Regions from separate parts of the Homo sapiens genome. Here regions 2, 3, 4, 5 and 6 are each linked to region 1. A link is a loop called in an ENCODE intact Hi-C map of the cell type or tissue named here. Cell type or tissue: Calu3. All regions are shown on one strand. Region 1 holds the start of LINC02013 (long intergenic non-protein coding RNA 2013). Region 2 overlaps P3H2 (prolyl 3-hydroxylase 2). Region 3 has its middle 3.3 kb from the start of CLDN16. Region 4 has its middle 8.0 kb from the start of TMEM207. Region 5 has its middle 97 kb from the start of CLDN1. Region 6 overlaps IL1RAP (interleukin 1 receptor accessory protein).

Region 1 (4,000 bases):
TAGTGAAAGTTTTCATCATTTGTTTTTATCCAAAACAGACAGTAAGACAAATATTCAAGTTTTCCCAAGAAATGCTGGTAGGGGAGTAGGGAGGAAGTGGAGAAGTAAAATAGGAAATGGAAGAATTCTAGCGCAGGGGGCATTATGAAGTCATGTACCACTATTGGTAACTGGAGCTAAATCTTTCTGGGGAACCCTAGAACTCTAGTGGGACAGAGTTTATGGGTATATTATCGAGTGAGAGGAAAGTGAAATATTGATCTGTCATCTTCCTTTATGTTATTTGTTGAGGGTTGTTTCTGGGGCAATAACTATTGCACTTCTAGTTTTCCTTGAGTGTAGACCCAATATGCTCCTACAGTCAGAAAAACACAAATCCACAGGCAAATAGCTGCATGTGTTCACAGTAAGACTTAAAACAAGACCGTATTTTCCAAATTATTGTTTATCATCATGGAGATACCCAAGCTATTTCCAAGTCTTGTTGTTTCTCTATCCTCAATATCTCTAGAATACAGTCAATTTCAATATCCATAATCCTACTAGGCTAGGCATATCACCATCATTTGCCTAGACTTTTGAATATGTTTCTAGATGGTCTTCATCCTTTCAGTATGCTTTCCTCCAGTTTATTCTACACATGGAAGCTTTACTATAGTTATAAAATATAAATGTGATCATGTAATTTCCCTGCTTAAAACACTGTAGTGTTACTCCAATGTCATCTGGATAAATCCACACTTGTTATCATACTTTGGACTTCTTAGCATGGTTCAGGAGGTTTATTTCAAGTATCAACCTCTCCTACACACACACACGCACACCACCTGATGTTCCTCACAGTGAGTGTCTATCATGGCTGTAAACGTGTTCCTGCCCAAGGAAGAGGATCTCTGTAACCCCTCTCATACTTCCTATTGCCCAGGGTAAGTACCTCAAAAGAGAACCGAAATGCAGGCATATGATTCCCCTAGATGACCTTACCTAGAATAATAATATAAGCTATCTCAATACACCAATACCTTTATATATAGTATTGTTTCTTGTGATGTTGGTAGCCAGTTCCTAACTTTCTTTGCTGAACCCTGGCCAAAACATGATTTTCCAATCCATTATTTTTTCAAATCTGAGAGGAGTTTCTGCAGAATCTTCCCAGACAAGCTTCTGTTGGTGAAGGGTTACATTTTGAGGGCAGCCTCTGATTTGGAAATATATTTAAAACTAGGTTACAGGAAAACAAAACAAAACTAGTTGGAATTGAGAAGGTTGTGGGTGAGTCACACCTCAAAAAAAAAATAACAATCTCTGCTTCTCATTTCTGGCTAGACACTGGACCTGCAATGCCTCCTATGAGACTACATACAGTGGGCGTGTTATGGATGGCTGAAGCACAGCACGGTACTGTTGTAACAAGAAACAGCCTCTTCTGTAAGGGACAAATTGCCGAGAGTGCAGCTTTTGGTTTGAGTAAAACAGAAAAGGAGAAAATTGACCCACATGTGCCAATAAAAAAGAACATCATTTAAATAAAAGACCCGTATTAACCATTTAAAAATGTCAGGAATTAGAGAGTAGGGGAGCACACATTCCCCTTTATGAACTCTGAAAAAAATCATATTGCACATAAATCAGCCCCTGGTTATTTCTAAAAATTAATTTCCTTCCTTCCTTCCTTCCTTCCTTCCTTCCTTCTGTTCTTTTCTTTCCTTCCTTCCTTTTATCTTCTCTTTCTTTCTTTCTTTCATGTTTCAGACATACTTATTCCTACAGGGGCAGAAGCTCCTCATGTACCAAAAAATTGTTGATATTCACTGCAAGAATGTCTTAAAAATTATTTTTAAACTATAATTTCTAATATAGTTTTCTGCTGTACTGAATGCCTGAGATGTCTCCATTCTTATGCTATAAGTATACAGTTGCAAAAGAATTGCAATTCAATTTTCAATTTCAGAAAATTTTTATTTAAGACATGCAAAGAGATCCACAGTGATTTTTTTTTTGTTTGTCTTTGTTTCTGTTTTTGTTTTTGTTTTGGAAGAAACTGCATAAGAATTATTATGTTGCAGGCATCCACCACGAGGTGGAGCAAGATAAAATTCTTTTCAAGCTCTTTTCCACACACAGCCTGCATCAAAAAGAAATAGGGTCAAAAACACACATTTTTCCTTTCCTGAATTATTATTATTTTTTCTTTCTAGCTGTTCCCTGGTAATTCTAGTACATTCAGCTCAGTAAAGGTGGTAGCTGTTAGATTTCAGGTACTGCAATTTTCTGTTTTCTTCGTATCCTCCTGCAATTCTGGCATGCTTTAGTTTGAGGCTGTGCAGGTCAGAAATTAACCTAAGGTTTTCTTCCGTGTTATGGTTAAAAAAAAAAAAAAAACCGCACTCTTAGGAGAAGTACACTTTGTCAAAGATTTTAGTGTAAATACTTTCTGCCAGAGAGCTAGAGAAGTCCCAGCTCATGTACTGGTCATGCAAGTTAGTTGTTGAGACTGGGTCACTAGGGAAAAACCGGCAGGATTTTCTAATTCAGCGTAGTATCCACGACCAGGGAGCCAGAGGTGAAGGCTCAACCAAGTCCAGGGAAAACTCAGGGGCTAAAAGTACTTGATATCTCATACATTTCCACACCAGAGATCTGAAGCAGGCCATATGCAGGGTTTCAGTTGCCAAAACTGGAGAATTAGGGGAGTAGGTAGAGCATTACGCGAAGAGGAGCCTAGGAGGCTGGGAACTCTGCCACAAGATTGATTCTACCATCGATTGTAAGCTTGAGCAGCTAAAGACATAGGGTCACACGGGCATTATCAGTCTCAGATTCACGAATGCCAAAATTTGAAGTGTTTTAAAAGCTATATAATAGAGTTGTTTTAAACCAGGTTACGAGATTATGGCTTCACAGAGTTTACCCAGAGAAGTGAGGGTAGCAGAAAGAGGGCTGAGTAAGGCAGGCTCTGGCACTTCCTCCGATTCAACTAAGGTAATTTGCTTTTCTTACTATGTTTCCATGAAAGAGTTCTCTTGAGAAAAATGTATTATTATATGTGCTTAATTATATTTATTTTATTATATATATAATTATATGTATGTTTTTGTGTAATTTCAAAGAAGAAAGATAATACTGGGATGTACGAATACAGGAAGGTACCACGCTTTGACGTTCAGTATGCTAGCTGGTGAAACTACTCTCCTCAGAAGGAAATTGACTCTCCAAAAAGCGTATGATGAAACACTGGCAGTGAAATAGATTCTGATGACTCCTGAAAGCAAACCTTACCTCCCCAGGTACACAGAATAAAAAAGAACATAGAATGAAAGAGATAATGGCCCCAAAGCCAAATATTGACCCACTTGTTACCCAAGGATAGCCTGATCATCTCCAACTTACATGTTAGAGTGCTTCAGAGTTTAAAAGGATTTTACATCTGCTATGGTATTAGAAACCCGTAACTCTTCACTGGTTCTTATTTACCTTACTGTGTCTTTGGTTATCATGTTTATTGGGTATGTCCTATCACCCTCACAAGTTTGTATGTCTCATTTACATTTATGTATTTTTCTGCTTACTCCTAGCATAGTTCCTGGTTCATAGTAGATCCCATGAACTTTTGTAGAATAAGATTATATACACACATTTTTTTGTACCTACTATATGCCTGTACATACACACACAAAAAATGTGTATATAATTGGTTTGGGTGAAGCATTATAATGTGAGGCAAAACTTGTCCTTTAGCCTTCAGCAGCAAGAGTCAATTCTTTTAATCTCCTAAAGCTGGATTAGCTAATATACCTGATCTGAATGTTTACTTGCATGTAGGCATAAGGGGTCTATTCCGGGAACAAACCAGATTCATAAGCTTCATGAGGGCAATAGCTTTGCCTGGAGCACTTCACTGACATTTACTCACAGAAGGAAACCATCCCAGCATCAGAATGGACTGAGCAAGCTGTAGGTGTTGAAAATAAAGACTCCATTTGGGAAACCCACACAGCAC
Region 2 (4,000 bases), 740 kb after region 1:
TCCAGTTACTCGGGAAGCTGAGGCAGGAGAATCGCTTGAACCTGGGAGGCGTAAATTGCAGTAAGCCGAGATCGCACCACTGCACTTCAGCCTGGGCAACAGGGCAAGACTCTGTCTCAAAACAAAAACAAAAACCAAAACAACTCTGTGGCATCAGGGAGGAATCACTTTTTATTGGTCACCCAGAAGACGGATTTGTTTTCTCGCAAATCATAAGAAATAGTATTGAATCATTTATGAAACGTATTTGAAAGAGGGCAAGGAAACCTAAAAGATTATTATTACTTATTACTGTTATTACATTAAGTATTTCAATATTATTATATGCAAACTAGCTGAGGACACTTAGCTAGGAGGAGACCATGATCTCATCGTTTTGGAAGCCCGTGGGCAGATGTCATAGTCTCCACCTGTGGAGCTGCAGCGGTATGAATTAAGACCAATGGGTAGAAGCCCTGGAGGGAAAATTTGGGCTCCACACAAGGAATAACTTTCAAATAGTCACCACAGTTTGGCAGAATTGTCTGCTTTGGAAGCACTGATTGGATGGCTCCAATCAAAGCCCAGGCAACTGCTTAGCATGGAACGCTGAAATGGAATCTAAAACATCGTAGCAGAGGCTTAACTGGATGACCTCCAAATCTTCTCCAGCCCTAAGTATTGATGAAGCTATGAAATTCTATTCTTAAAACTGGCATTCTATCCAGTTTTCCTTGTTAGGTTCCTAAGTTGAATCCAATTTCATCAGAAACTATTTAAAAATAATGCGTTTTTCTCATATACTTTTCACCATCAAATCTAACTTACAAAGTGTTTCCCCACATTCCCTAAGCCATTCTTTCACATATTTTACAAAAGACCTATTGTGACCTTTTATTGTACAGAAGAGCTATTATTATCTGCCTTGGAAACTCTGCTAGATAGGCCCTAGGGGTAGAAGGGTGAACAGAACAAGGTCCTGGACTATGAGGAGCTTGGACAGAACAGCTAGTAAATACGCTGTAAGAAGAGAACAGTATATGTTTTGTAGCAGGGAATCAAGGAAGACTTCTATAAGCTCAGACCTAGAAGCAAAGACGATAGCCAGGCATAGAAAAAATGGCCCTGGCTGGGCGTGGTGGCTCACGCCTATAATCCCTGCACTTTTGGAGGCCTAGGTGGGTGGATCACCTGAGGTCAGGAGTTGGAGACCAGCCTGGCCAACATGGTGAAACCCCATCTCTACTAAAAATACAAAAATTAGCCTGGCGTGGTGGCACGCACCTGTAATCCCAGCTGCTCGGGAGCCTGAGGCAGGGGAATCGCTTGAACCCAGGAGGTGGAGGCTGCAGTTGCAGTGAGCTGAGATCACTCCACCACACTGTAACCTGGGCGACAAGAGTGAGACTCTGTCTTAAAAAAAAAAAAAAAAAAAAAAAAGAAGAAGAAGAAAAAGAAAGAAAGGCCCTGACAAAAGGACCAGAGCACAGAGTCCTGAAAACCTCAAGGGAGCAGCAAACAATTGCCTTCCCCTATCATTACTTTATATCCTGGTATTTTCCATCTCCAAAATGTTAGCATTCCATCAAAGCATTTTTTTTTAAACTAAGGAACCTATGTCAATGGGTAGACAGTGAAGATAAAATTATTGAAATATTACCTCACTATTCTAGTATTCAATTCAGCAGACATTTAATCTATTTCATCATTCAGTATCCAAACTCCCTTTTCCAAGGTATTGTTCTCTCAAAATAAGCTAACACAAAGTAAGTTCTCTTTGCTCCTTTGTAATAGGAAACATCAACGCCAGCGTCCCTTCCTCTGATGGAAAAGTACTAGAAAACCTCTCCAGTCTTCAGGCCGTAGCGGCATCTAGTGGCCACAGTGGGAAATGACCAGAACTTTTTCCTCAGCTAAATTAGCCCAGGCTGTGAATCATTCTTTGCTACACGTGGAGATCATCTATTGATCGTTACAAACTACTAACATCTGTGTTTCAGGAGTTTTAAGAGCTCCCCAGGTGATTCTAACGTGCAGCAGCAGAGTTTGGGAGTTCCTGGCCTAGACGTCTTTTTGCAGATTGAATCTCAGAAAAAAAAAATGCCTACCTATGAACAAGTCATTAGAGCTGGCCGATTCTCATGCTTATTATGAATTACTTTAAAGGGTCTCAGTTCTCAAGGAGTATTTAGCAACATCCTTTTAAGGATGCAAGGATGTTCGAAGCTTCATATATATTGGTTCCAGCTCTTGAATTTCTTTCCCTTAATGAGAAACAAGATTACAATCATTTCTTGTGGTCAACAGATGTGAAAGCTTTGTATGTGTGTCGATTTGTTAAGTATCAGGATTGTTTTCCTTGGCCGGGCACGGTGGCTCAGTCCTGTAATCCTAGCACTTGGGGAGGCCGAGGCGGGCAGATCACCTGAGGTCAGGGGTTCGAAACCAGCCTGGCCAACATGGCGAAACCCCGTCTCTACTAAAATTACAAAAATTAGCCAGGCATGGTGGCATATGCCTGTAATCCCAGCTACTGGGGAGGCTGAGGCAGGAGAATCACTTGAATCCAGGAGGTGGAGGTTGCTGTAACCCGAGATCGCACCACTGCACTCCAACCTGGGCAACAGAGTGAGACTCTGTCTTGAAAAAAAAAAAAAAGATTGTTTTCCTTATATTTGTAAAGTAGTACTTGGGCTTTTTATTTAGATGTGGCAGCAACTTAATTTTCTGTTATTTAGTATATCTAGTCCTTTTAGTTGCCTTTTTGTAAACATTTTTTATTACAAGCTCTTGCATGAAAGGGGCTTTGTTTTCAATTCATAAAATAGTTATTTATTTAACTTACTGTGCGCAGGCACTGTGTTAAAGACCGCCTATGGGGAATGCACACTAGTAGGATATAATTCCTATTTTCAAGGAGCTTGAAGTCAAATTGGAGAAATAATACAAGGACCCAACTAATTAAACCACAAGGCAAGTTTTGGTAAGAATCCTTAGCAGCAAATGCGTGGTTTGAGGGATATCAAAAAGCAATCCAAAAAGGCTTCTTTGAGGAGATGGCATTTGAAAAAAAGCTTTAAAAGATCAATTTCTTTAGGGAGAGGCATTTTAGACAGAGAAAGGCTTCATCCATTTACACATTTACTCATCAAAGAAAATAGAACTCTTGCCACATGTCAGTGGCTTTTCTGAGCACTGAAAATACAGTAGTGACCAAGAAGATAAGATGCCCTGCTCTTCTGGAGCTTACATTCTAGTGGAAGGAAACAGATCCCAAAAAAGTAAAAAATAAATAAATAATCGAGAGATTTTTCACACGGTGACCAATGATGTGTGGAAAATGGAACAAGACAACTGATTCTGGAGTGAAAGGGTAGGAGCGGCAAATTGTGAGGCCTCGCCAAACAAGTGGCATGTGAGCTGAAACCTAATAAATTAGAAGTCCACTAGGATAAATGTCTGGAGGAGAGTATTCCAGGCAGAGGACAAGCTGCAAAGGCCCAGAGACAATAAGATGTTTGGAGTCACCAAGAAACAAAGAAAGCCAGAGCATCTGGAATATGGCAGACAAGAGGGAGAGTGGCTTCAGTAGAGGACGTGGAGGCGGCAGGAGTCGGATTCCACAGGCTGATTGGGAAATGCGAATTGTATTCTAACTAGTGGAAAGTCATGTAGTCCCCACACCCCAACACACACACACACACACACACACACACACACACACACACACACACACACACATATCTCCTCCAGTCCTGGAGAGTTACAGGATACAGAAGATTACTTTAGCTAACATGTGGTCTTGGACTGGAGTAGTAATAGAGAAGGTAAAAAGAGATGGAAGATTTGAGATACAATTTGGAGGTAGACCAGCTGCACCTGCTGATGGATTAATGTGAGGAATAAAAGAAAGCGTAGAATATAATGGGAGCATCCAGAGAAACACTTAATTCAGAATCGGATTAGGGAATTCTTTTGAAAGTGTTACATTCAGGGAGCTTGAGGTAAGTTAAGAAGTTGG
Region 3 (4,000 bases), 310 kb after region 1:
CAGTATTGATAAACCATTTTTCAAAATATATTACAATAATAAACTTTTTGTGGCTAAACTTTGTTTTTTCTAATTTTAATTCATTTTATTCAAGTATATAAAACGTAAATTTAAATGTAAAAGCTGCATGGAAAACCATAGGTGGAATATAAGCTTAATTATTTCTATACATAGGGTCTACAGTACCACCCCTGCTATCCAGAATTTCCCTTTTGAGGCTTCAGTTACCAGTGGTTAATCATGGTCTGCAAAAATTACATGGGAAATTTCATAGATAAACAATTCATCAGTGGTAAATTGAACACTGTTCTGAATAGCGTGATGAAATCTCAAGCCATCCCACTTCACATGGGATATGAATCATCCCTTTGGCCAGCATTTCCACATTGTATGCACTACCCACCCCTTAGTCACTTAATAGCTGCCTCGGTGATCTGACCTACTGTTGCGTATAGTGTGTGTAGGATCCAGTACTGTCCTTCGTTTCTGACATCCACTGAGGGTCTTTGAACATATTCCTCAAGGAGAAGGGGTGATTACTGTACACATTAGCGATCGTTATAACTATCTGCGAGGTACATTACAGATGCTTTTATTTTACTTATTTTGTTTAACAGTTGGAAAAAAAATACCTGTTTTTTAAGTGCTCATTCAAAGAATGTCATTGCCCACGGAATACAAACATGCTGCTTTGGTGAGTCACAGAGAATCTTTCCCTGTGCCCTAAAATCTGAAATGCTATTAAGATTTACTCTGCTGATCTGGGAGAGCAAACCAATTCCAAAAGCACATGCCCTTTGCAGGAAAAGTCCTGGACTTGTTGCTGACATTTCACACAGGGACTTTTCACAGTGTACTTTACCTGCTAACAGTGCACTCCAAGGCAGTAGTTCTTCAACCTGAGTGTACACTGGACTCTGTAAGGCCACTTGTTATAAATGCAAACCCAGGAATTCCACTCCCAGACATTTGGATTCAGGAAATTGGGAGTGGAAGCCAGGAATTCATATTTTACATGTGTTTTGTATAAAATTCTGATTTTGAAACAGATGGCCATACTTTGAGAGATGAGTTTAGAACAACAAAAGAAAAACAATTTTTTAAGAGTTATATACTACAAATCACAGACAAAGTTTTAGAAAAGAGGGTATCAGAATTCCATCTTTGCTACAAACTCTTCCCTAACTAGCACCAATAGGTCCCAAATCCAAATATCAGAACTTAATGGAAAGAAATAAAGACCAAAAAATGCTAAGCATATGCATTCTCATATGCAAACACACACATGTGCATACATATCTCTGGAAATCATAGATTCTTTCACAAAAAAAAAAATCTAGACTATAGCATTCATTCGCTCCTAATGGTCACTGAACATTGTATGTGATAGGGAGTGGGGAATTATTCAGGTGGCTATAGAATTGTTCCTGAATTTAAGTTTACTACTCTTAGAGAATAACATAAAACATTCAGGCTTGCATGTGAATTTCTGTGAGTGAGGCCATAATGTAATAGGAGATACAAAAAGGAGAGTCATGCAAACTGATAGAGCAGTAAACACTTCATGGATGGGATGTGAGTGCACTTCTAAGAAATGTGTAGGGTGTTGTGAGGATGGAGGGCACAGATGCAGAATAAACTGCTCACCAATCTATATAGACACATCTCTTTTGCATTCTGACCCTCCCTAGGCTTCAACATTTTGGTTTATCAACTCTTTTATAGTTTAATTCCATTCCATCCAGCACACATTTATGAACAGTGTACTCTGACTCTAGTACTTTCTCTTGGGACACAGAGAAAATAAACGGTTGGAAGAACTCATCCTAGTCCTTGAGAGGTTTACTCTTCAGTGAGTGGACCAGAAGCAGGAAGTAAAGAACTCCATTCAGGTAATTCTGACAACAGTCTTAAGCTATAATACCACTCCCAATAAGAGTATATAGGCATATTAGTTAGAAATATGATGTGTTTTCCAATTTATTATAAACATGAAGAAAAGTTATTACTGTGTGTTGCTCAATAAGGTTTACAAAATATTTTCAGATATATTATCTCATCTAAGCTCTGTGAAGACAGACATCTTTCGTTCACCAGTGCATCCCACATGCTTAAAATTCTACCTGGCATATGGTAGGCTCTCAGCAAATGTGTAATAATTTAATTCTCAGAGCCCCCACATTTTACAGAAGAGGGAGTAATATTGGACTTTCCCCTTCTGAAACATTCAGGGTCCTCCAGGATGGATACTAGGCTGGCAAAAGTGTCCTAATCATCTTTGCAGCTCCAGGGCTATTGATTTTGCAAGATCTCTAAGACCAACAGTTTGGTCAATTCATTATGCACCATGTTCCTACTCACCCAGTGCTTGCACTACTCCTGGATGAGGCTTTAGAGCCACCTGGCGATCAGTTGAGTGACACCCTTAATCTAGCACCGTGGCTGTTGGTCTATTAAAGGAAGTAATTGTAGAACTGGAAGTATTGCAGTTGTCCTTTTGGTCTGCAGGTGGAAGCAGCCTTGCATTTTCAGTTAAACAGAACAGCAAGCTCTTGTGTCAAGAACAGCATATTTTTGTGTTAGTTCTGTTGTTTCCATTAATGTCACAAAATGTTCCCTCTATATTTATTAGGATAATAAGAGTTATTAGAAGGAGTAAACTGACTTATACCATATCCTATAAATAGTCTTCTAACTCCCTTTGAAATTTCCAGTGCATATTGGAAAAATCTAAACAATAAAATCAGTTGCTGTTCTGAAAGGCCATGCTAGCTATAACTAATATAAAAAAAGCGGTGGTTAAAAGCTTGGACCTCATAGTCAGGCTGACTCGAGTTTAGGCTAAGCCCATTTATATATGACAGATCTTGAGCAAGCTAGTTAACATTTCTGAGGCTGCCTTCTTGTCAATAAAATGAGAATTATGAATTTTGTCCCATAAAATGGCTGTGAAAAATGAATAACGTTTGTAAAGGTCTTAATGAAGTGCATAGAACTCAATAAATAAGCAATAAATTGTAGTTAGTATGATTTTTATAAGTTTGCTGTTTTATATATGTGCCATGCATATACATATGTATGTATGTTTGTGTGTACACACATGTATGTGTGTGTATGTATATCTATATCTATATATAAAACAACTTACTAAGTTGAAAACAAAGGAAAGAAAAAGTGTAGTCATAAAACAATTTCATTTTTGTCTCCTATGGTGCTTTCAAATCCATTTGGTTTGGGCCTATTCTTCCCCTGACCCTTGAATAAAATATAGGGCAAGTTCTATGACATTTATGTCATTTTCAGGTAATGTTTCAGGTAATATAATGTATTTTAGTCATTTCAAAGCACAAAGATACCGCTTCCTTCCAGTGATATGAGTATCTGTACCCCTGTACATAGGCCAAATCTCTTTATAGCCACTCCTCCATCATGCAGTCATCTTCCATCATGTAGGCAATGTGTCTGCTAGAACTTTTGTTCCTTAGATTTCTTAGCTGGAGAAGTGCACAGGTTTACCGTGTTTCTCTAGATCCAGGGAGCAAACACCAAGTGTTCAGAGCAGATGAACTGAAGCCTTGTTCTTTAGGCTTAAAGTGAGATTCAAGAACTCCCAGTGTCTGCCCCCTCCGTGGTGACATAAAAGTGGTACTCAGTACATATCAATAGCTCCCTCCAAAAATTATCTCCTAAACTCTAACTCCTTTCTTGGGGTTAAGTTTATTTGTTTGTTTGTTTGTTTTGAAAGGGAGAGAGATAGCTGGTCCACTAGGGGCTGCAAAACTGGTTCTCAGACACCATTTTTGCAACTCCGGCATAGGTCTCTTGTTTCATTTTGGAACTTGGTCTTTATTGTCTAGTGGATTCAGTAAAAACTGAGTCAGAAATGATTCTAATTTAAAATCCTATTACACTAGCTTATGTGATGTTGCACTGGAAGTCTAGTGTTCATTACGGGCAGCCCACACCTGGATTTGTTGTGTTTACTCTTGGGTACCACTAT
Region 4 (4,000 bases), 240 kb after region 1:
TACTAACAGTAGCTGAAGATAAAGGGCAGAATGAAGTCATCTAGTGTATCTTTAGAGAACATGGCAAAAGGATAAGCTACTGGGAACATCGATGGTAAAGGGGTTGGTTAGTAAAAGAAAAAGAATCAAAAGAAAATGAAAGAAAATCTGAGATGCAGGAAGAAAACCAGAAGACAGAAATGTCTCAGAAACTCGAAGAGGAGAAAATTGAAAAGATGAAATAGCCAACATTTTCAAATGTCAATTTGGGATGACCACATTTTAGGTGTAGCAACTAAAGTGTTTAATCCAGAGAAGTGAAGATGATAGGATAGAAGCAGAAATAAGTGCAGAGTTTGTTACCTGATATCTGAAGACTAATCATATATAAACTGGAATAGATTTGTCTTTTTGTGGCTCTAAATGCCAGAAACAACATATCCATTTCCTCAGTCGCTCCTTGTTTCTTTGTGGTGAAAACACTTAAAATCCATTATTTTAGCTATTTTGAAATATACAATACTTTATTAGCTGTACACCTCATATGGTGTAACAAATTACCAGAGCCCATTTCTCCTTTGTACCCTTCGCCAACATCTCCCCTTTCTTCATCCATGTCCCCAACCACAATTTCACTTGATAATTCCAAATTAAATAAGACAACATTTATTAAAAATACTTTAAAAATCCAGAATTAAAACCAATGTGTGGGAAAAAATTCAGTTCCATTAAGGAAGAAAAGTTATGTATTTTGTGAGAATTACCCAAAGATAAAATCAACTGCTCCAGTGGGTTTTTCGTACTAGAGTGATAAAAGTGTCCATGTTCAAAGATATGATATATCTATCATCATCATCTAGAAGTCCTTAATAAATAGCAGGTTGAATCATATATAATTGAGAGTATTAAATCATTTTAACCAACAAAATATAATTTTATATGGTTCAATCTAATAATTACTGAATGAACAAAGGAATAAATGAATATTAAATTAGGAAGTCCTTTTAATTTTCAGTAGATAAAAATATAACTCCTTTAAAAAACAGTTTTAGCAGGACAAAAAAAAATAAAAACACAAATTTACTACAGCGCTTGCCAGAAAAAAATAACCTTTTCTTTCACTGTGTGCTAAACATTTTTGAAGAGGTCTAAAGCAGTTAGTTAAGTATTGCGTGTACATTTATTTACTCGAGTAGATTTACTCAGAAACATTATATTGAAAATCCATTGTGCCTTTTATATACTGATAAGCAAAATTGTTATTTTACTATTTATTATTATTATGAATAATGCCAAAAATGAAAAAAGCTACCTAAAAAAGTGACAGAAAATGTAATAGCAAGATATTTTTTCATTTAAAAGGAAAAGGCCTTATCCTTTAATTCAGCTTATATAACTTATATGATTCAATATTTGTTGTTTTTTGTCATCTTTGCAAAAGAATCTTAAGCTTCACAGAAAGAAAGGAGTGGCTAGTTTAAAAATTTTTTCAAGATTCCAAGTTACTCTGAATATAATTTTCTTATGTTGTTGTCAGGGAGGCATGAATGTCACCACAAGTGCAATTTTTTGTTCTTATTTTGATTTCCATTAACTAAGTTTTCCCTTTTCAGCCACTTAGTGTCACCCTATCACAACCGAAATTACAGCCTAAATTACAGAGACAAAGTGCTCCTGTCCTCAGCCATAGTGGAATGCAGACTCCACGGAGCAGAAATTCTCCCTAGGGCATTCACTGGTCAATCTTTCCTTTTCCTTTACATTCCTCATTCAAGGGAATTGCTGGCAAAATTATGTGATGGGAAAATGAATATTTGGTTTCCTTGACATTTTGGTACATTTACAGCCTAAATTACTTTCATCATACTGTTAAAAATCTGATCAATTATTAACATGTTTAACACCTAAATAAAAACTAAGTAAAGACATGATTAATTATTAATAATATGCTGAAGTACATGCAACCATTTTTTGGTTTAGATGTTAATAGTAGCAAGCACGTCACTTGACATTTTCTCCAGCCAGAACGATCTCTCAATGAGATACTAATCATGGTGTCACCTTGCTTAAAAATCCTCGAAGCAATTTCGTTTCCTGAAGGGAAAGAGTTGTGCAGTCTCCTTATTCCGATAATCAAACCTCCACGGTATGTCCCTGCATTCCTGTTTCTAGCTTCATTGAACTCCCCTGTTGCCATACCCCAAGGATACCTTACACATTCTTGACTCTGTACCTTTGCTCATCTGTTATCTGCCGTCTAAGATGCTCATAACATTCACTTTTCTTTTATGCATACTTAATGATTTATCTCTAATAATGTCTCCTCCATGAAACTTGCTATGAAATAGACACAAGGTTATAACACAAAGAATTCAGAGTCAGAAAGTTTCCTCATCCTCCAGTTAATATTTTATAAGTGTGGAGAAATGTTTCTATAATCCAAATTCCCCATGGTATAAATTTCTTCTCGTGTCTCATTATCTAACACTGGACACACCTAAACTAATACCATGCCGAAACTAATTGTTAACAAAGTGAATGAATGTATAACACAAATGGTTGAGCCTTCCATGGGGATAAAACCTACGCTACATGGAAGAGGAGTAAATAGTTCAATAAAACCACTGCTATAAGAAAAGAGGAATCGATTTTGATTAGGCAGTCATTATTGGTTTTAGCGCTTTCCAATGCAAAACTAATTGCTATCTCCTTAAATCCAAATTGCATTTTCTTTACACTGTTATTAAAGAAATCATATTCCAGTCTCCTGTGTGTCTGACATGAGAAACAGACTTGAGACTTCATCTCTGTATCCTCAGTATCGGGCACACAGTGAATACCAACAAAGGTCTGTGGAAGCAAATGCCATCAGGTGTATTCCTGAATAACAGAATGATGACTCTGTATGTACTTCATGTCTAGACAGCAATACATTGAAGTTAAAGGGAGAAGAGGAGCATTTGTGTACACATGCTGCTGGCAGGCATGGTAGTTTCTTTTTCCAATTCCTCTTCTCTCACTTCCTAGCTATATGAATGTTGGCAAGGTACACAAGTTCTATTGTTTTACCATCTCCATCTGTAAAATGGAATGACTTTACATGAAAATAAGTTATGGTAAGGCTTAAGCAATCACTAATTGTAGATTGCTTAGCCCAGTGTCAGAGACTTGGTAAATAGTATCTACAGTTAGTACAATCTGCTTAGATCAGAAAATTCTGGCTATTTTGGTCAGTGTGATATGTGGAAATAAAAGAAGCTTCCAGGAGCTTGTATTCTCTCCACAAACCAAACAGAGCCAATTTTCATAGTGATGGATAGGCCTAACAAGTCACATTTGTCCTTTACTAACTGTCATGGAAACAGCAAAATTGATAAATTCTGAATTCTCTCATCACTTCTTCTGGATTTAAAACAACAAAGCGAACAGCTCAAAAAGCATTCTTGATTATTATTTTTAATATAATACTGACTCTAATATTTATGTACAAACTGAGAAAACTTGGCAGCCCAAAATGAAAGTAGGAAGGGAGGTATGTAAAGTGAGATATAAAAGAAGAACTAAGAGTATTTATTCTTCATGCATTCACAAAGGTTTGGGTAATACTTTGCATAACCAATTTTGAAAGTTAGAATTCTAAACTTTTAATATTTTACAATGAAGAAAAATCCGGTAAAATGTGTGAAAGGAACTATGGAATAGAGTTTAATATCTGCCACACTGTATTTAGTAGACCGGTAAATTCACCTATTAAACAACTGCAATGTTTATTCAATGATTTTAAAAGCAAACCAGAATTTGCAATTTATCAGGAATTCGATAATGTTGTCAGTTAATAAAACAACTCCTACCCTTACACACATCTAACCTAAGCATGGTTTGTCAATTATTACCATAAACAGTGCCACTTATAGCAAATGTTTAACTCCAAGTTATGTCAAAGCACTTTTCAGAGTGATATAATTTGTGTTAAATTTGCAAAGGACTACATTTAATGGTCCATTTCAGACATGGCCTCTTA
Region 5 (4,000 bases), 470 kb after region 1:
AGACATTCATATCAAAAACCTGACTCTCACTATGTTCCTGCTTCTGGTCTGTGGGGAGCCAATTTGAAAGCAGAACTGATCTGACTTGCCTGGAATGTTTAAACCCATCCTGGCTTAAAAATATACCTTTCAAATGATTCCTGTAGATAATCTGTTCAATTACACATCGTCAGCAGAAGCCTAAATAATTCCTATGTTTAGTGGCAATGATACCCATTCAAATATTGGGTAAAATATTGAAATTTATCAGAAGGTAAGAGGCACAGAGAGGCTCATTATATTGCTTTACTTTGGTGTAGGTTTTAAAATTTCTGTAATAAAATGTAACAGGAAAGTTTTTTTTGTAGGATTTCAAATTGCTACTTAAGTCATTATAAAACATTAATTCCTCTTACCTTCATTACTTTGTTCAAAACATTTTGCCTCGTGTTGTCCCAACTCTTACCCTATACTCTGGCTAGAAACATGATTTACCTTCCTTCGTAAATGAGTAGCTGATTCGTCTCTAGAGCTGAGCTATGGTCCTTCACTTTAGCACAGGGCGCTGCCCATGCAAACTCTGGACTTTCCATTCAAATTCATTATTAGTCTTTGCTGTCAATGAGTTGAACCCTTTTTTTCCTGAACGCCGTGAGTCACCTCCCATAACTAGCCTTCCATAAAGGTATTTAACTTGAGTGTATAAATTGAGTCTATCTCAGGGCAACCACAATTGTATAAGGCTGTGTGCTGTGTTTCCAGGAGAATCTTTGGGTCCTTATGTCTTTCCAATAGGGTTGGTTCCACCTTCACTTTAATGTTCCTCAAGAACAAAGACAATGTGTTCTACTTCCACAATAATTTGCATAAATACATATGCAATATCTTTTGCAATATGAACCCTCAGGATGTCAATTCAGGTATTTTTCTTTTTTGTATTCTGACTTCTCTAGGAAACTAAAGTGACACATTTCAGGTAAGTAAGGCCAAGACTTAAGTGATATTGGGATCCTAAAGTCTAGACAGCTTAAATGACAAAGGCCATTTTCTAATGCCCTCCCTCTTTTTAGTCTAAGTATGTAGATTTCTTTTTATTTTCTCTAATTCCTTTAGCTACCGTTTGTTCCTATCACATTTCTCAGTGGTATCAGCTCACTACTTATGCTGCTGCTACTTTAATAGCTACTAGAAGAAAAAACTGTTAAAGACAAATGCCCAACATGAATTGCTTGTACCTCGAATGTGCTTAAAAAGTATCTGTGGAGCAAATAATTGAATTACAATCATTACAACCCTACCCTCAAATTATTATTTTTTCTTTGAGGGAAGAAGGTGAACAGCTTGTGAGATAATTAGCATTGAGGAATAGTGCTATGATGTTTAGTATTCTCATTATGGAGAGGAAAACACTCTCTTGATGGGGCAGAAAGCAGACAACTTATTCTGTAAAAAGGAGAGAAAGAAAAATAATTTTTTCAAGGTTCCAGCTATATACCTAGTCATATTCGAAAGCAAGATTTTTGTAGGACCCTGAAATCTCTAAGACTTTGGTCCTAGTAACACATGCAGAAGGGACTAGACTAGAACATCACCAAAAACACCTCAAAATATAAAATTCTGATTCTGACAATTTGGTAGTAAAAGAACACATATTTATGTGATTTTTTAATTAAGAAAGGAGAAAAGAAAAATATGAACAGATGAGAAAGAAAACAATGAAAGAAAAATAAATGACAAAAAATGATAGAGAGAAATTGTCTTCTTGGGAAAGAAAGGAAGAAAAGAAAGAAGGAAAGAAGAAAGAAGAAAGAAAGAGAGAGAGGGAGGGAGGGATGAAGGGAGGGAGGGAGGAAGGAAGGAAGGAGGGAGGGAAAAAGGGGAAACAAAACAAGAAAAAGATGTATCTGCTTGAGTGATGATTTGAGATTAGATAATTTAGTAAATTATTTTAAAATTGGGTTCATGTGGCTCCATCTATTGGTGGAAAGATTATCTTCCACCTCGTTTTCACTGAGGTCTTTCAAGTGGCAGTTGGTTCCTAAGTGACAGGTCAGGCCGTGGAACAAAGCTGAGAGAACTATATTCTTCCATGAAAATGTGTTCCACTCTGCTCTGAATAATGAGACGAACTACTTAGCTTGTAAATATTGGAGTTCTGTAAAATTACTACAGATTTTATTTTTAAGAGCTACATTAAGGACCCTCTATAGTTGAGACATGGTAATAAAAATTTAACAAGACCACACACTCCACGGGTCATATTAAAATCCAATTTTGCTATGACTACTTTGGAGTCTATTTTCAGCTATGCTGAAATATGTGACTTTTGTCCTTAAGTAGATTAGCTGGGTTGAAAATAGATAATAACCATAAATATTTACAACAAAATAATGTCTTTTATAGAATATACATCTTATGAAGCCATTTTTATTAGTTAATCCTTCTAATAGAGTAGAATTAAAGCATTGCTCTCCTCTCAATTGGATCGATGTCAAAACCAAGACAGAAAAAAGGACCTCAGACTCACTTGAATGCAAATCAGTGGCTGAGGTTCAGGGATCACATTGACATAGAGCTGGAAGATTTGCGGTTCAAGAATCAATCCCCTTAGTACTGCATAAGAATGCCTGAAATGTTTTCCTGGCATTTCGGCCTCTAAAAATTATGATGACACGTCAAGGCTTGGGTAAGTTACATCCCTTCCATCAATGTTTCTCTGCTTTTCAGAGCCAAGAAGTGCTCTTTTTCTATTCTGTATGCCAAACACATTTCACTTGTACATCTTTAAGGTCCTTTTAAAATTTATATATGATAATTATTGAGTTTATATCCATACTGTGATCTACTTGAGGACAAGTGCCACATATTTCTTTTCTTTCTTATTTTTATTTATTTATTTATTTATTTTTGGCTGTCCCTAATTTTCACTGGAATGAGGAGGGGTATAATAAACTAGCTATGTGTACAAAAATACACACTACCTGGTATCAACACTGAACATGGTAAAAACCCAAATAATTGTTTTTAGATTTATGAATTGAATTGAGTAACTGCTGATGAGTGAATAAATAAATTCATGAAGAAATAAACTCAGCAAAGTTCAAACAACAGGTCTGTACCTCCCTGGGACAAAGCTTGCTGGGACAATGAGCAATTGGAAATAATCACAGTTAATATTTTCATGGTCATACCTGTAGAAAGTTGAGAGCATAGATTCTGTAGCAAGAAACATTAAGGCTTGAACACTGGCTCTTTCATTTCTGAACTGCACAAATTCAGGTAAGCTACTTAAATTGACAAATTCTGTTTCTTAATCTGTAAAATATGATTGCAAATAGAGTTTATATAAAATTAAATAAATTAATGCATGTTAGTAATTTAGGGGGAGTGGCCAAGGTGGCCTACTGGAAGCAGCTAGTGTGTGTGGCTCTCACGGAGAGGAACAGAAAGGGCGAATAAACACAACACCTTCAACTGAAACATCCAGGTACTTGCACTGGGATTAATCACAAAAACAACTTGACCCACAGAGAATGAAGAAAAGCAAGACAGGACAATGGCCCACCTTGGAGCAACACAGAGCCAAGGGCTCTTCCCCTGCCCAGGGAAGCAGCAACCAGGAAACCATGCTTCTCTCACAGATTTTTGCAACCCTCTGGTCAGGAGATCCCCTTGGACACTCATTCCACCAGGGCCTTCAGTCTTCAGTCTGACGGACAGAGCTACTGGGAGTCTCAGCAGAGCAGCCACCCAGGCATGTGTGGAGACCCGGGAGCTTTAGATACTTGGGCTTTCCTGCAAAAATAGCTGCAGCTCTGGCAAAGTAGGATATTAGACTCCTGTACATACCCCTAGGAAGGAGCTGAGCAGCAGCAGCTCACAGGACACACTTTAGGGCACCTCAGAAGATAAGACCCACTGGCTTGGAATTCTAGCCAACTACTGGTAGCAGTGTTGCACCTCCCTAAGAAGGATCTCCCAGCAGGAGGGACAGCTGCCACCTTTGATGTTTGGGTGCCTT
Region 6 (4,000 bases), 140 kb after region 1:
AGATGAACCCCCAGCAAGACACTTTAGTATCATCAACTATGTATAGAACACACATCTAGAGACACTTAAGAGATAAAAAGAGTTACCAGACAGAAATTCTAGCACTAGGCAGGGTCTAACAGAAACTTAAAATGTGCACCAAAAAAAAAACCCCCTGCAATATGAAGTAAAAAGTGATAAAAATAGAGAGGAACAGATAAGTGTTATTGAAGATTAGCAAAGGAAAGAGGTCACTCCAGCCAAGACAATAAAAGAAGACGAAACACAAGAGGTGACATTTGAACTGGTATGGATATTTAGACTTGAGACAGAAGGAACATGTGAGAAAAAGAAACTTTCAGTGGAGAATAATGCTCAAAGGTAGTGAAAGCATAGAACACAAATGGAAAATAGTATATAAAGAACTGAGTTTTGCTCAAGCACAAGGTTTTAGAAAAAGAACTACAGAAGATTTTGTTGGAAAGCAGACAGTGGTAGAATCATAATATGGCAAAGCCTTAAATAACAGGCCAAAGGCTTGGGATTTAAAGAGCAAATAGGGAGTCACCAAAGTTTTCTGAGTAGGGGAGCAACATGACCCTCAAATTGTACTTTATAGAGCACTGCCAGGCGCGTATTAGATAGATGGCTGCTAAATTCTGTCTTGAAGTCATTTTGGCTCCTGAATCTGTTATCACAATAATTGCTATCTTCCTAGCTTTGTGACATCTACAGACTTGATCAGCATGCAACCTATATCTTCATCCAAGTCATTAATAAATGTAATTAATAATTCTGCATTAAACTTGCCAGCAAAGAGCAACTAGAGATTTCACTGCATTCAGGGAACCGTAATTTCAGCCCCACTTCTCAGCTATGCTAAAGCAATACGCCCTCCCAAATTGCTGTCAGCTATTTAAAAACCCCCACATACCTCTAGATTTTCCCAGTTTGCCTGTTTATAAGCTGCTGAATTCCTAAGGCAACATTTATAAGACATTCTAATTAGTGTGATTGAGGGCCTTAATTGATATTCCCAAGAGTAACTGGATTATGCTGAAGGCAGCAAAGAGTCAGGTCACCAAGGCAAAGCTAATCTAAAGATAACCTGTCTGCGAACACACATCCAGGGCCAGTCCTGCCCTGTGATGAATTAGAATAAAGCAGACTGAAAAGGAAACGTGATTGAACAGGCTGGTTTTGACAGATTAAAGGTACCAATGTTATTGGGAGGCGCCTGGCTGATCTGAAACCTCTCAGAGAATGCTGGGTCATTTAGCATTGTCTTGTATTCAGCCTTAGAATTTTATTATCGTAAAGAGTAATACACTTTTGGTTGTTGCGTCTTAGAGTGAGAGGGTGCTGGGTCAGAGATGGAGGAACTGTCAGAAAGCAAAGGGACGTGGGTAATAAACACAGATTCTCAGTGTCTAAATTAGAGCTTAGCTTTAGATTATTGCAATGGGGCCTAACAGACCCTGCTGTTGCTTCAGATGATTCTAACCTACATATAATATCTTCCCAGCCTTTCCTGCATTATCCGTGTAATTTACTGCATGATAATCCTCATGCTCCCTCCCTTATCTTTTGGTACATCTCTCATATTTAATCCTATTGTTTCCCAGTATATCAACTTTAATGACTATATCATTTAGCAAGAAGATTTAAAATGTACTTAGTTCTCTGTAATCGACGACAATGTTAAAGATGGGTCTTCACGTGCTCAGCACCTTAACATCTACTTCCGCATATGAAACTTTTTATCGTCTGCATTCTCTAGACTTGGTAATCATTAGCATCTCCTTATCTGCATCACTCTGACCACTGAATTCTCTCACCTAGCCCGCAGGTGACAGGCTGAAACTAGGTTTGCTGTGCCAAGGGTGGGATTTGCCATGAATCACCATTTGTTCTGCCTGCCTTCCGCTCAGCAGCACTTCACCAGATCACAGGACTGGATTTGTCCCTCAGTTTCCTGATCCCATATATAGCTCTATACTCAGAAAACACCCACTTAGGCCTTCAGCCTGGTGCTCGTCAGCACCCTCTTCCAGGAGCCTACCTTATGTCCCTGTAAAGACTTGCAGTCAGCTAGATAAACCTCCTATAACCATGAAACTGCTAAACCTGCTTCATTCTGCCATGGTTGACTGACACCCTTTTCTATGACCTGCCCACTGAAAACTACGACCATTCGCACTTTTGAAAACTTGGCCATTCACGCCAAGGAATACACCCCAGAAGGCCATCCCCATAAAAGGTCAACCCTGTAGTCAAATCACTTCCTTGAGTCCCAATCCTGCCCTAATCCCATTCAGATCTTTCCTTTTATTTTCTCTAAGTTACTGCAAAAAGTCTGAGTAGGTCTGGCATTTCTGTGGTTACCTAAGATACAATGAACAAGCCTTTGAAGAAAACAGGAAAAGCTACTAATTATTCCATTCTACACAAAAGGGATAGCATTTAGTAAGACATGAGAGTTATTTTCATCATCAGTCTTTTGTGGAGTTTACAGGGCTTTTTTTGAAAATAGGATCCTTGTGCAGAATATTTCAAATCTAATATTTATCAGCAAATGAAAGTTTTGGCAAAGTGACATGGAAGACTCTGATTTGGGGTAAAATGAAGTAAATATTCTTCATCCTGTCTTTGCAGTTATAAAACGCGGGCATATTTGATGGAACAACTGTTTGAGGATTCTAAAAGTAAAAAATAAGGCATTCTTTTCAATAGGACATTCACCAGATACACCGTATCATGTATCATAAATCAAATTTTAACAAATTTAAAAGAATTCAAAGTATGTTCTCTCCCCATAGAATTAAACTAGAAATCAATAACAGAAAGATAATAGGAAAATCTCCAAACACTTCAAAATTAAAATACATGCCTTAAAATAAAGTATATATGGGTTGAAAAGAAAGTTGTAAGGGAAATTAGAAAATATTTCTAACTTGACAAAAATAAAATAAAACATACCAAGTGTGTGGGATGCAGCTAATGTAGTGATTAGAGGATAATTTGTAGCACTAAAGGCTTATCTTAGAAAAGAAGAAAGATAGCAAGCCCATAATCTAATCTTCCACTTTAAGAAACTACAGAAAGAAGAATAAATGAAACAAGCATAATAAAGGAAATTTTATAGAGTAGAAATCAAATAATTTCAAAACAGGAAATATATACATATAGAAAAATAAAGAAACCAAAAGTTAGTTCTTTGAAAAGAACAATAAAACATAAACCTCAAGCCAGGTGATACGTTAAGTAAGGAAAAAAGGTACTATCACTAAAAATAGAAATGAATGATGGGACATGACTAGTGATCACGGAGATATTCAAATGGTAATAAGGCAATATTACAAACTCCAGGCTCATACATTCCACAACTTAGATAAAATGGACTAACATCTCAAAAACTACAAACTACTAAAGCTCAGCTAAGATGAAACAGACGACCTGAATAGTCCAATAACTATTAAAGGAATAGAAATATATTCATCTCCAGAGTCACCAGAAAGGAACACAATACTGCTGACACCATCATTTCAGCCTTACGAAACCCTAAGCAGGGAACCAGCTAAGCCACATTGTTCTTGGCCTTCTGACCCACAGAAACTGTGCAACAATAAATGGGTGCTTTTTAAGCAACTAAGTTTTTGGTAATTTGTTAAAATGGTACTAGAAAATAATAGAAGAGACATACCATATTCATGAACTGAGAAACTCAACATAGAGAAGTCAATTTTCTCCAAGATGGCCTAAAGATTTAGTTAATTCCAATCAAAATCCCAGAAAGATTTTTTCTAGCTATAGAGAAACTGATTCTGATATTTATATGAAAATAGAAAGCCCTAAGACATTGAGAAAAATTTTGAAAAAGAAGAATAAAGTTGGAGGAATCATACAAGAAACAACTCAATTTTAAAATGTTTAAGTCATAAAGAAACACTTTACCAAAACGATATGCAAAAGTCAAATAAACACATGAAGAGTCATTCAATGTCATTAGCCATCAGGGAAA

Evidence for each region. A loop is a pair of places that touch in the nucleus more often than their neighbours do. Peaks named below come from ENCODE experiments on the same cell type or tissue, not always from the same donor. Only the 100,000 strongest peaks of a DNase experiment are listed, where the experiment ranks them.
Region 2: it touches region 1 in a loop (16-fold over the local background); 31 of 110 quality-filtered maps call a loop at or near these places.
Region 3: a loop joins it to region 1, with 8 times the contacts of the local background. A loop is called at or near these places in 14 of 110 quality-filtered maps.
Region 4: it touches region 1 in a loop (6-fold over the local background); 9 of 110 quality-filtered maps call a loop at or near these places.
Region 5: a loop joins it to region 1, with 6 times the contacts of the local background. A loop is called at or near these places in 16 of 110 quality-filtered maps.
Region 6: a loop joins it to region 1, with 3 times the contacts of the local background. A loop is called at or near these places in 2 of 110 quality-filtered maps.

What each region holds. Positions count from the first base shown.
Region 1 is chr3:190,695,477-190,699,476 of GRCh38, reverse strand. LINC02013 (long intergenic non-protein coding RNA 2013) reads left to right here and starts at 163. Exons shown (of 2, transcript NR_183762.1): 1 at 163-926; 2 at 1,327-1,532. In Calu3, CTCF peaks have their summits at 1,900 and 2,108 (motif pointing right); a DNase peak (open chromatin) is centred at 2,086.
Region 2 is chr3:189,959,581-189,963,580 of GRCh38, reverse strand. All of the region lies in intron 14 of P3H2 (prolyl 3-hydroxylase 2), which reads left to right. Among named protein-coding and RNA genes, the nearest start is that of MIR944, 130 kb to the right of the region's middle. In Calu3, a CTCF peak has its summit at 1,827 (motif pointing left); a DNase peak (open chromatin) is centred at 1,850.
Region 3 is chr3:190,382,906-190,386,905 of GRCh38, reverse strand. It overlaps a transcript of CLDN16 not described here. Among named protein-coding and RNA genes, the nearest start is that of CLDN16, 3.3 kb to the left of the region's middle. RefSeq lists an enhancer at 192-486 and a silencer at 2,312-2,606. In Calu3, a CTCF peak has its summit at 2,471 (motif pointing right); DNase peaks (open chromatin) are centred at 395 and 2,425.
Region 4 is chr3:190,455,891-190,459,890 of GRCh38, reverse strand. No RefSeq gene overlaps it. Among named protein-coding and RNA genes, the nearest start is that of TMEM207, 8.0 kb to the right of the region's middle. In Calu3, no CTCF peak of the experiment used is centred here; a DNase peak (open chromatin) is centred at 1,660.
Region 5 is chr3:190,223,265-190,227,264 of GRCh38, reverse strand. No RefSeq gene overlaps it. Among named protein-coding and RNA genes, the nearest start is that of CLDN1, 97 kb to the left of the region's middle. In Calu3, a CTCF peak has its summit at 1,963 (motif pointing left); a DNase peak (open chromatin) is centred at 2,004.
Region 6 is chr3:190,558,522-190,562,521 of GRCh38, reverse strand. All of the region lies in intron 2 of IL1RAP (interleukin 1 receptor accessory protein), which reads right to left. Among named protein-coding and RNA genes, the nearest start is that of IL1RAP, 46 kb to the right of the region's middle. In Calu3, no CTCF peak of the experiment used is centred here; a DNase peak (open chromatin) is centred at 1,861.